Regions from separate parts of the Homo sapiens genome. Here region 1 is linked to region 2. A link is a loop called in an ENCODE intact Hi-C map of the cell type or tissue named here. Cell type or tissue: endothelial cell of umbilical vein. All regions are shown on one strand.

Region 1 (5,000 bases), 270 kb after region 2:
CTGCTTTTAAGCTTACCTGCAGTCTCAAAGTTTGAACTGATAAACAGAGCTTCTAAATCTTTTACATATACTTAGGTTAGTGTTAGAGTTGCGTAACACTTAGAGGACATCTTTGCTTAAAAGGTGGTATATGAGCATAATTATAGAGTAGATGTGTCCCCAGGAGAACTTCTAGCTCAGTTTCCTGCTTCTGGATAAGACTATTGGGGTATGAAGTTAAGAGTTCCATAGTTCATCAGGGCGTGGTTGCTCACACCTGTAATCCCAGCACTTCTGGAGGCCAAGGTGGGTGGATCACTTGAGGGTCAGAGTTCAAGACCAGCCTGGCCAATATGGCAAAACTCTGACTCTACTAAAAATAGAAAAATTAGCCAGATGTGGTGGTGCACGCCTCTAATCCCAGCTACTCAGGAGGCTGAGCCGTAAGAATCCTTTGAACCCAGGAGCTGGAAGTTGCAGTGAGCTGAGATTGTGCCACTGTGCCACTGTACTGCAGCCTGGGTGACAAAGTAAGACTCTGTCTCAAAAAAAAAAAAAAAAAAAAAAAACCAAAAAAGAAAAAGAGTTCCCCAATTCATTGAGTTCTTAGCCCTGGAGCTCAAGCGATTTTTATTTAGAAATTCTAAAAAATATCTCCCAAACTAATTTTACTCAATGTTTTCCACATATTAACTAAGGCTAAAAGCCTTTAGCATCTATAAATCATGCTTGAATTCAAGAGGATCATTTCGTTTTTCTATTCTGAAAAGTAAAAATCTAAAATGTTACTCTTTACAGTTACAAAATAAACATTTGTGGGCTTGCTACTATATGACCATGCATGCTTGTCTTGAGAAAGAAATATAGAATCTCTGTTTTTCAAAACTAGGAGTACTTCCATACAACAGAATAAAAAGTATCATTGAAACATCAGTGCAGTGAAAGCTTTCAAATCCTGCTCACATAGACTGCATGTTTTCTTGCCTCATTTTAGCTCTGATTTAGCTGAAGATGTACTAAATTGTGGTGTCCGGACAGACGGCTAAAAAGTGACTGTGCTGTAGAATTGTCACCACCAACATGAGAACTCATTACCATGATTTATATTTTGTTATTTCACTACTGTTTGAACTTTTAAAATATTTTACCATCTTGTTCACGTGGGAGTTACTGTCAAAATATGACACTTACTTGAGGTTCACTGTGAGGTCAAAAACAGTCAAAGAGTAGTTCTTTACTATTTCCAAGGAAAGAGAAAATCCAGATGCCTTCTTAGGTAGGAGAACATTGTACTTAAGGGTGGCCTAGAAAGGATAGCAAATTATAAGAAAACCCATCCTGTATTAAGAATTATACAGTCTGACTATAGTCAGTAGTAATGTGATTTTACATTTTAAAATAACTAAGAGTATACTTCGATCATTTGTAACACAATGGATAAATGCTTGAGGTGATGCATACCCCACTTGCCCTGATGTGATTCTTACACATTGCATGCCTGTATCATGCACCCGGTAAATATTTACACCTACTATGTACCCACAAAAATTAAAAATAAAACATTTTTAAAAAGAAAGAACCTATTGTTTATTTCTATTACTAATGCAGTTTACATCTTTATCATCAGGGAATCAGGTTAAATTCTTTAGTTTTCAGAATAACGTAATTTAATGAAGATAGAATACTTTCTAATAGCAATATTCCTCAAACTTCTCTTAGACAGCTGAGTAGCTTTTCATAAAGTAACTTGCAATTTTGGCTATTGATCATGTAAATACACAAAACGGTCAAATAACACTTCACGTAGAACTGAACAGACAGTCTGACTCTTTTACTGGCAAACACTCATCACCCTCTTAGGCAGATTTCTGTAACCTGGATAAATGTACAACCGCGTCCTTCCACATCTACTGTGTATTGTCCAGGTGCCTGTGTTACTTCTGAACGTTGGACCAGTAGGCGGTTATGACCGTTAAACTGGATCTCACTGGATCCTTCACTGCTAAAGGTGACAGTGTTTTGATTCTTAGAGAAGAGCCCCTCTTCCCCGCCTGGCTCTTAGGATCCCCATTGCAGGGCGGGGAGGCACCCACCGCGAGGGGGAGACTGAGAGCCAGTCCCTCCCACCCCCGGCTCTTAGGACTCGCATCGCAAGCGGGGGAGGCACGCCACGCGAGGCGGGGACTGAGAGCCAGCCCCCCTTCCCCCCGGGCTTAGGACCCCCATCGCGGTTCCTAAGATCCTTAGGACCCACCTGGAGGACTGTGGGTATGGGGTGTCCAAGAAGAAAGCTCAGATCTGCCCACGGCAGGTACCTTACTTGGGATTTACAATCGACAGGGGTCCGAACGCAGCCCGGGAAAAGAAAGAAAGCAGGTCATTTACAATCTACCGGAGCCAGCCCGTCTTCCCCTCGCTTGCTCTTAGGTCCCCCATCGCAGTGGGGGGAGGCACCCCTCGTGAGGCGGGAACTGAGAGCCAGCCCCACCTCCCCCCTGGCTCCTGGGACCCCCATCGCAGTGGAGGGAGGCACTCCCCGCGAGGCGAGGACTGAGAACCAGCCCCTCTTCCCTCCCTGGTTCTTAGGACCCCCATCGCAGGGACGGAGGCACCCGCAGCGAGGCGGGGACTGAGAGCCTGCCCCTCTTACCCCCCTGGCTCTTAGGACCCCCATCGCAGGAGTCGGAGGCACCCCCCGCGAGGCGGGGACTGAGAGAGAGCTCCTCTTCCCCCCCAGGATCTTAGGACCCCCATCGCGGGGGGGGAGGCACTCCCGCCAGGCGAGGACTGAGAGCCAGCCCCTTTTCATCCCCTGGCTCTTAGGACCCCCATCGCAGGGGGGGAGGCACACACCGCAAGGCGGGAACTGAGAGCCAGCCCCACTTCCCCCCTGGCTCTTGTGACCCCCATCGCTGTGCGGGGAGGCAACCCCCGCGAAGCGGGGACTGAGAGCCTGCCTCTCTTCCCCCCCAGGCTCTTCGGACCCCCATCGCAGGCGGGGGAGGCACCCCCTGCGAGGCGGGGACTGAGAGCCAGCCGCTCACTCCCCCTGACTCTTAGGACCCCCATTGCAGGGGGGGGACGCACACCCGGAGAGGCGGGGACTGAGAGCCAGCCCCTCTTCCCCCCCAGGCTCTTGAGACCCCCATCGCAGGGGGGGGGCAACCCCCACGAGGCGGGGACTGAGAGCCAGCCCCTCTACCCCCCCATGGCTCTTAGGACCCCCAATGCAGGCGCGTGGCACCCCCCGCGAGGCGGGGACTGAGAGCCAGAACCTCTTCCCCCCCTGTGTCTTAGAACTTCCATCGCAGCGGGGGAGGCACTCCTCACGAGGCGGTGACTGAGAGCCAGACCCTCCCACCCCCGGCTCTTAGGACCCACATCGTAGTGGCGGGAGGCACCACCCGAGAGACGGGGACTGAGAGCCAGCCCCTCTTCCCCCCCTGGCCCTTGGGACCCCGATCGCAAGGGGGGGAGGCACCCCCCGAGAGGCGGGGATCGAGAGCCTGCCCCTATTCCCCCCCCTTGGCTCTTAGGACACCCATCTCATGGGTGGGAGGCACTTCCAGCGAGGCGGGCACTGAGAGCCCGCCCCTCTTCCCCCCCTGGCTCTTAGGATCCCCATCGCAAGGGGGGAAGACACCGCCCACGAGTCGGGGACTGAGAGCCAGCCCCTCTTCCCCCGCTGGCTTAGGACCCCCACCGCGGATTCTAAGATCCTTAGCACCCACCTGGAGGACTGGGGGTTTTAGGTGTCCAAGAAGAAAGCTCAGACCTGCCGACCGCAGGTACCTTACCTGGGATTTACTATCCGACAGGGGTCCGAACGCAGCTCGGGATCAGAAAAAAAGCAGGTCATTTGCAATCTACCAGAGCCAGCCCCTCTTCCCCCCCTTGCTCTTAGGACCTCCATCGCAGCGGGGCAGGCACACACCGCGAGGCGGGAACTGAGAGCCAGCCCCTCCCACCTCTGGCTCTTAGGACTCACATTGCAAGTGGGGGAGGCATCCTCCGCGAGGCGCGGACTGAGAGCCAGCCCCTCTTCCCCCCCTGGCTCTAGGGACCCCCATCGCAGGGGGTGGAGGCACCCCACGCGATTCGGGGACTGAGAGCCAGCCCCTCTCCTTCCCCCTGCTCTTCGGACCCCCATCGCAGGGCGGGGAGGCACCCACCGCGAGGCGGGGACTGAGAGCCAGCCCCTCTACCCCCCGTGGCTCTTAGGAGCCCCATCGCAGGGTGGGAGGCCACCCGGCGAGGCGAGGATTGAGAGCCAGCCCGTCTTCCCCCCTTGGCTCTTAGGAGCCCCATCGCGGGTGGGGAAGGCACCCCCCGCGAGGCAGGGACTGAGAGCCAGCCTCTCTTCCTCCCGTGGCTCTTAGGACCCCCATCGCAGTGGGGGGAGGCACCCCCCGCGAGGCGGGGACTGAGAGCAAGCCCATTTCCCCCCCCCCCGGCTCTTAGGACACCCAACGCAGAGGGGGGAGGCACCCCCTGCGAGGCAGGAACTGAGAGCCAGACCCACTTCTCCCCGGCTCTTGGGATCCCCATCGCGGGGAGGGGAGGCACCCCACACGAGGCGGGGACTGAGAGCCAGCCCCTCTTCCCCCCCTGGCTATTAGGACCCCCATCGCAGGGGGGAGAGGCACCCCCCGAGAGGCAGGGACGGAGAGCCTGCACCTCTTCCCCCACGGGCTCTTAGGACCCCCATCGCAGGCGCTTCGCACCCCACGCGAGGCGGGTACTGAGAGCCAGCTCCTCTTTCCCCCGTCTCTTAGGACTGCCATCGCAGAGGGGGAGGTAACCCCCGCCAGGCAGGGACTGACAGCCAGCCCCTCTTCACCTCTGGCTCTTAGGCCCCCATCGCAGAGTGGGGAGGCACCACATGCGAGGCGGGGACTGCGAGCCAGCCCCACTTCCCCCCTGGCTCTTGGGACCACCATCGCAGTGGGGGGAGGTACACCCCGCGAGGCGGGGACGGAGAGTCAGCCCCTCTTCCCCCACTGGCTCTTGGGAACCCCATC
Region 2 (5,000 bases):
TAAAAGATAAGTAACTGAGTGAGGGCTACTCATCTTACTCAGTCCCACTCCTGCCTCACCAGATACTTTTTGCTATTTCTACCCTTTACTCTCAAAGTTCACCACCAAATATTAAAACTTCTTTTTAAAGCATATTTGCAGGCAGATTTTAATTATTCATAGAATCGCATTTGTAACTTTGTAGCTCCCCAAAGAGAAATGTTATATCTTGGTAAGTAAAGTTTTAAATGGAAATTATTCACTATGCCACTCTTGTAAGAACTGTTATACTCACGCTACTATTTACAATAGAACTACACACTGTAGCACCCAAGATGTGGAATTCTGGTTGTAAAATTCTAATTGCTGTAATATTTTGCCTAATTATCAACCTTATAACAGGATTGATAGTTGCAGGAAAGATTTAGTCAAAATTGTGTCGCTTATAGCAGGAGTAATAGTTGTGGATAAGAAGCAAGGATGAAAGTTTTACTATCATTACGTTTAATAGGACTTTTTCTGAAGGTTGGTAATATAATGTGCTCTAAGCTATAAAGAGAAGATTATAAAGGAAGATTTTATGTAAGAAAAGATTTTCATTGGTAAATACTTGTCCTAAAAGGAAATGACTGGTTGTTTAAAGGATGAATGCTTAGGGCAAGTCAGAAAGTTTAAGTATGTTGTAAGAGGGTCTGTGAAAGTCATGAAATTATTAAAGGAAAGGAATTGTCAAGATTAACATTAAAGTTATTTTAGCCACCCACTAATGTATTTCTCCCAAGCATATTGCAAGTTAGGAAAATGGCCTAAGCTTAAAGTTATTCTCTAATGGCAAGTCAAAGGGGAAATGTATGGTTTTCTCAAGGAAAATGTTTCTTTTATATTAATGTTTCTGGTAATGTACAGCGAGATACTGGTATTGCAATCCATGGTGTAACTAATAGGTATGAAACTCAGGGTCTATAGGACCCCCACTCACGGTGGTAATCTTAATACTCACATTCTAACCCTATATTTTAAATTTTCTTATAAAATTTATCTCTTTTCACCTGGAAGCAATCAAACTCCAAACGGTGCTGCGAGCAAAGCCACACGTGTTTGAAATGCTTGTAAAGAAATAGCACTTGAGCATCAGTTTATTTAGTAAGGCCATTTTTACTTCTTGCAGAAAGGGTACACTCGCCAGCAGTTTTGCCAGGAGAGTACACTGAACAAAGGAGACAGGGTCATTTATAACCTGACGCGTCCACCCTACTGCTGTGTCCAGTTTCCAATAGCTGGAATGGGACCTCACATTCTGTATTTGTCCCGATTGGCTAGCAACTTAGAACTTTTTAAAAGAGGCAAAGGTAGAGGAGAACAAAAGAAGGAGGAAGTAACTTGTGGAATGCTGGGAAAGGTAAAAACACTTTTAAATAAGGAAGAGGAACAGACTATGATCTAATGCTTGCTTGGACCAGTATAAGCATGCCAGGGCAAATATTTAGGCTAAATTGTGGGAGCTAAGAACATAAATTACATTGATTTCTTTATTATGGCTAGCAGATATTTAAGAATGTTAGCACAGGTCTTTGAATAAATTTTGCTTTTAAGAGAAGTTACTATTTATTTCTTATTAGACGGGGCGGAAAGTCTTTGAAGAGGAACCTCTACTTTACTTTTTACACATGGTCACGCCATTCTTCCAAGAACCCTTAGATAAACCTCAGGAGAAGGCACAACTGCTGTTCCCCACACAATACCCCTTTTCAGCAGGAAGTAGCCAGAAAGAATCGCCATCCAACACCCCCTGACAGCAGTTAGGTTTGCTTCTCTTGAGCGGGGGAATGATACAGGAGTTACTAAGAAATAATTTTTAGGCAGATAGAAAGGGTAAAAGGAATTCTCGGTAAGGCTTTTTCTTTTAATAAAAGCAACCCCAGACCTTTTCTTTTCTTTTTGAGACAGTCTCACTCTGTCGCCCAGGCTGGAGTGCAATGGTGCAATCTGGGCTCACTGTAACCTCTGCCTCCCTGGTTCAAGTGATTCTCCTGTCTCAGCCTCCCATGTAGCTAGGATTATAGGTGCCCGCCACCAAGCCTGGCTAATTTTTTTTTTTGTATTTTTAGTAGAGATGGGGTTTCACCATGTTAGCCAGGCTGATCTCAAACTCCTGACCTCAAGTGATCCGCCTACCTCAGCCTCCCAAAGTGCTAGGATTACAGGCATCAGCCACCGCACCTGGCCAAATCATTTCTTTTCTAACAGAAAGGCAAATTAAAGGGCCAGGCTGGCAAGCTTTGATATGCAAACGCAGGCCATTAGAAGCTGAGTCCACCCAATATGGTGATTCGTGCCTTCTTCTTGTCACCAGGTATGCCAAGTGTCATGGCCACCTCCAGGTAACTGCATGTGTTCAGGACATCAGAGCGGCCCACATTTGCACATTAAAAGGATAAGGTGGGAGGGCCGGGTTTTTCACGGGCTTCGTGAATGACACACCTGGTCAAACCAATCCCCTGGGCCCTCTGTGGGCGGCAAGCCACCCAGGTGACGAGGCAAGAGACTAAAAGCACAAGCTATTCCAGTATAATAAAGAAAATACTTAAAATAAGAATAGTTATATTAGGCATAGAATATAGATATGATTATATATGAATATTACTAATCATTAGTTTATAGCATTACTCTTTATTCTAATATTATAATAATCTTTGTTCTACAATTATAACCTAGGAAAAACCAGGACATACAGAGATAGGAGCTGAAGGGACATGGTGAGAAGTGACCAGAAGACTAGTGTGAGCCCTCTGTCACACCCGGACAGGGCCACTAGAGGGCTCCTTGGTCTAGTGGTAACGCTAGTGCCTGGGAAGGCACCCGTTACTTAGCAGATCGGGAAAGGGAGTCTCCCTTTCCCCGGTGGAGTTAGAGAAGACTCTGCTCCACCACCTCTTGTGGAAGGCCTGACATCAGTCAGGCCCGCCCGCAGCCATCCGGAGACCTAAACGTCTCGCTGTGATGCTGTGCTTCAGAGGTCACGCTCCTGTTTCACTTTCATGTTCTGCTCTGTACACCTGGCTCCGCCTTCTAGATAGCAATAGCAGAATTAGTGAAAGTATTAAAGTCTTTGATCTTTCTGAGAAGAGCATAGAAGAAATAATGACGTAAGCTGTCCTCTCTCCAGCTCGGCTACCTAAAAGGGAAAGGCCCCCTGTCCGGTGGACACGTGACTCACATGACCTTATTAATCACTGGAGATGACTCACACTCCTTACCCTGCCCCTTTGCCTTGTACACAATAAATAACAGCGCGACCAGGCATTCGGGGCCACTGCCAGTCTCCACATCTAGGTGGTAGTGGTCCCCCGGGCCCAGCTGTCTTTTCTTCTATCTCTTTGTCTTGTGTCTTTATTTCTACGACCTCTCATCTCCGCACACCAGGAGAAAAACCCACAGACCCAGTAGGGCTGGACCCTACAGCTCTATGCAAATCAGATACTGCCTCCTCCAGCCTCCCATATAACCGACCACTTTTCTGCCCTCCCTCTGTCTCTGTACAGGGGAGCTGTTCTCTTCTTTCTTTCTTCTTTCTTCTTTCTTGCCTATTAAATTATCCGCTCCTTAAACCACTCCGCATGTGTCCATGTCATTTTATCTAAATCAGCATGAGACCAAGGACCTGATGTTCCTCCAGTCATTGGAGCCATATCAGGGCCATTTACTTTGATAGAGAGACAAAGCTGGTTTAGTGATGGATAGGGGGCTTAGTCATTAAGGAACTCATTTTTGGACATGGTGAATTTGGGTATTAATAGCTTATAAAATGTAATGCTATCAGATCCATAACACTTTCCAGGAACTGTGGCTTTTTCACTGGGGTTTTAAGCTCCTCTGGGAAAACGAGGGGCAATGTTGGGCAGGAAGAACTCCCACCCTCCAGGAAGCCTGAGTGGACCATCCCTTCCCCAAAAGCAGGCTTCCTATCAAAGCTGCGTTGTCCTTTTCATCCTTTCTCCCTGCATGCCTCCATCCAAAAATAGAAGTGTGTTACCCTGCGGGTTCACTGAGCCTCCACATAACCACACATGTCAAAATCATGGAACACTGAGGAGGCCTTCTCAAAATATTTTGGAATTATCTACATTCAGTTTTAGTTTTTAAAACTTTAAAAAAATGCAATTGTACTTTAACTCACCTTACATCCTGATAGCATTATAAATTTGAGGATAATTTTAGAAAATGGAGATTATTTGTAATTCCCATGATATACTTTCTGGGAAATATAAGTAGTAAATTTGCATTTAATGATTAATTCCACTACTCCCTTAAAAACATAATATCTATGAGCAGTTCAGCAGTGAGGGACATTTAAAATAGAAAAAAAATCCTCCGTTAATATTTTTATGTTCCACAGTAGTAAAAAGGTGAAAGTTATTTGTTGGTCTCAATAAACGATGCTTGATCTTTTAAAAATCATTACTAAGTGTTTGATCTTAATATATTCCAAAAAGCTTCTCCTATAACTGTGCCTGGTTTCTGAAACAGATTCCAAGGAGACTATCACCACCAAAAGACTGCTCAACAACCACCCAATCTACGTTGTCACCCTTCTTTGATTGGATATTTCAATCAGTAAAAAGTATAGAGCACATTATTCATATATGTGTGTGTATATATGTATGTACATGTATACATACATATACATATACGTACACATACACATACATGTGTATGTATATGTATGCATACATATACATACATATACATATACAGACATATATACACATACATATATTCACACACACAGACATATACATATTTTTTTTGGATGGGGCAGGGGGCCTTTACTTGGGTGATAAGGTGGTCTGTGAAGGGCTTTAAGGGAAGGTCTCATCTGATCACATTGGCTTTCTGGTTGTGTCTTGAAGAATGGGTCAGAGAATCAGGAGGCTGTGGCTGCTGCAGGGGAGGGGTGAGGGGGGCCCAGGGCTAACAGTTGTGGGGTCCAGTAAAGGGTGCAAGTAGAGGCCGGCAGGTCA

Evidence for each region. Peaks named below come from ENCODE experiments on the same cell type or tissue, not always from the same donor. Only the 100,000 strongest peaks of a DNase experiment are listed, where the experiment ranks them.
Region 1: it touches region 2 in a loop (16-fold over the local background); 3 of 110 quality-filtered maps call a loop at or near these places.

What each region holds. Positions count from the first base shown.
Region 1 is chr12:31,115,187-31,120,186 of GRCh38, forward strand. It overlaps LOC124902912 (a long non-coding RNA gene), which reads left to right and starts at 2,074. Exons shown (of 5, transcript XR_007063268.1): 1 at 2,074-2,355. It also overlaps the pseudogene OVOS2P. RefSeq lists enhancers at 2,078-2,608, 2,609-3,138. In endothelial cell of umbilical vein, a CTCF peak has its summit at 2,083; a DNase peak (open chromatin) is centred at 2,115; H3K4me3 peaks cover 544 bases; H3K27me3 peaks cover 1,245 bases.
Region 2 is chr12:30,848,478-30,853,477 of GRCh38, forward strand. No RefSeq gene overlaps it. Among named protein-coding and RNA genes, the nearest start is that of LINC00941, 55 kb to the left of the region's middle. RefSeq lists enhancers at 1-406, 2,855-3,204. In endothelial cell of umbilical vein, a CTCF peak has its summit at 2,796 (motif pointing right); a DNase peak (open chromatin) is centred at 2,834; H3K4me3 peaks cover 470 bases; H3K27ac peaks cover 377 bases.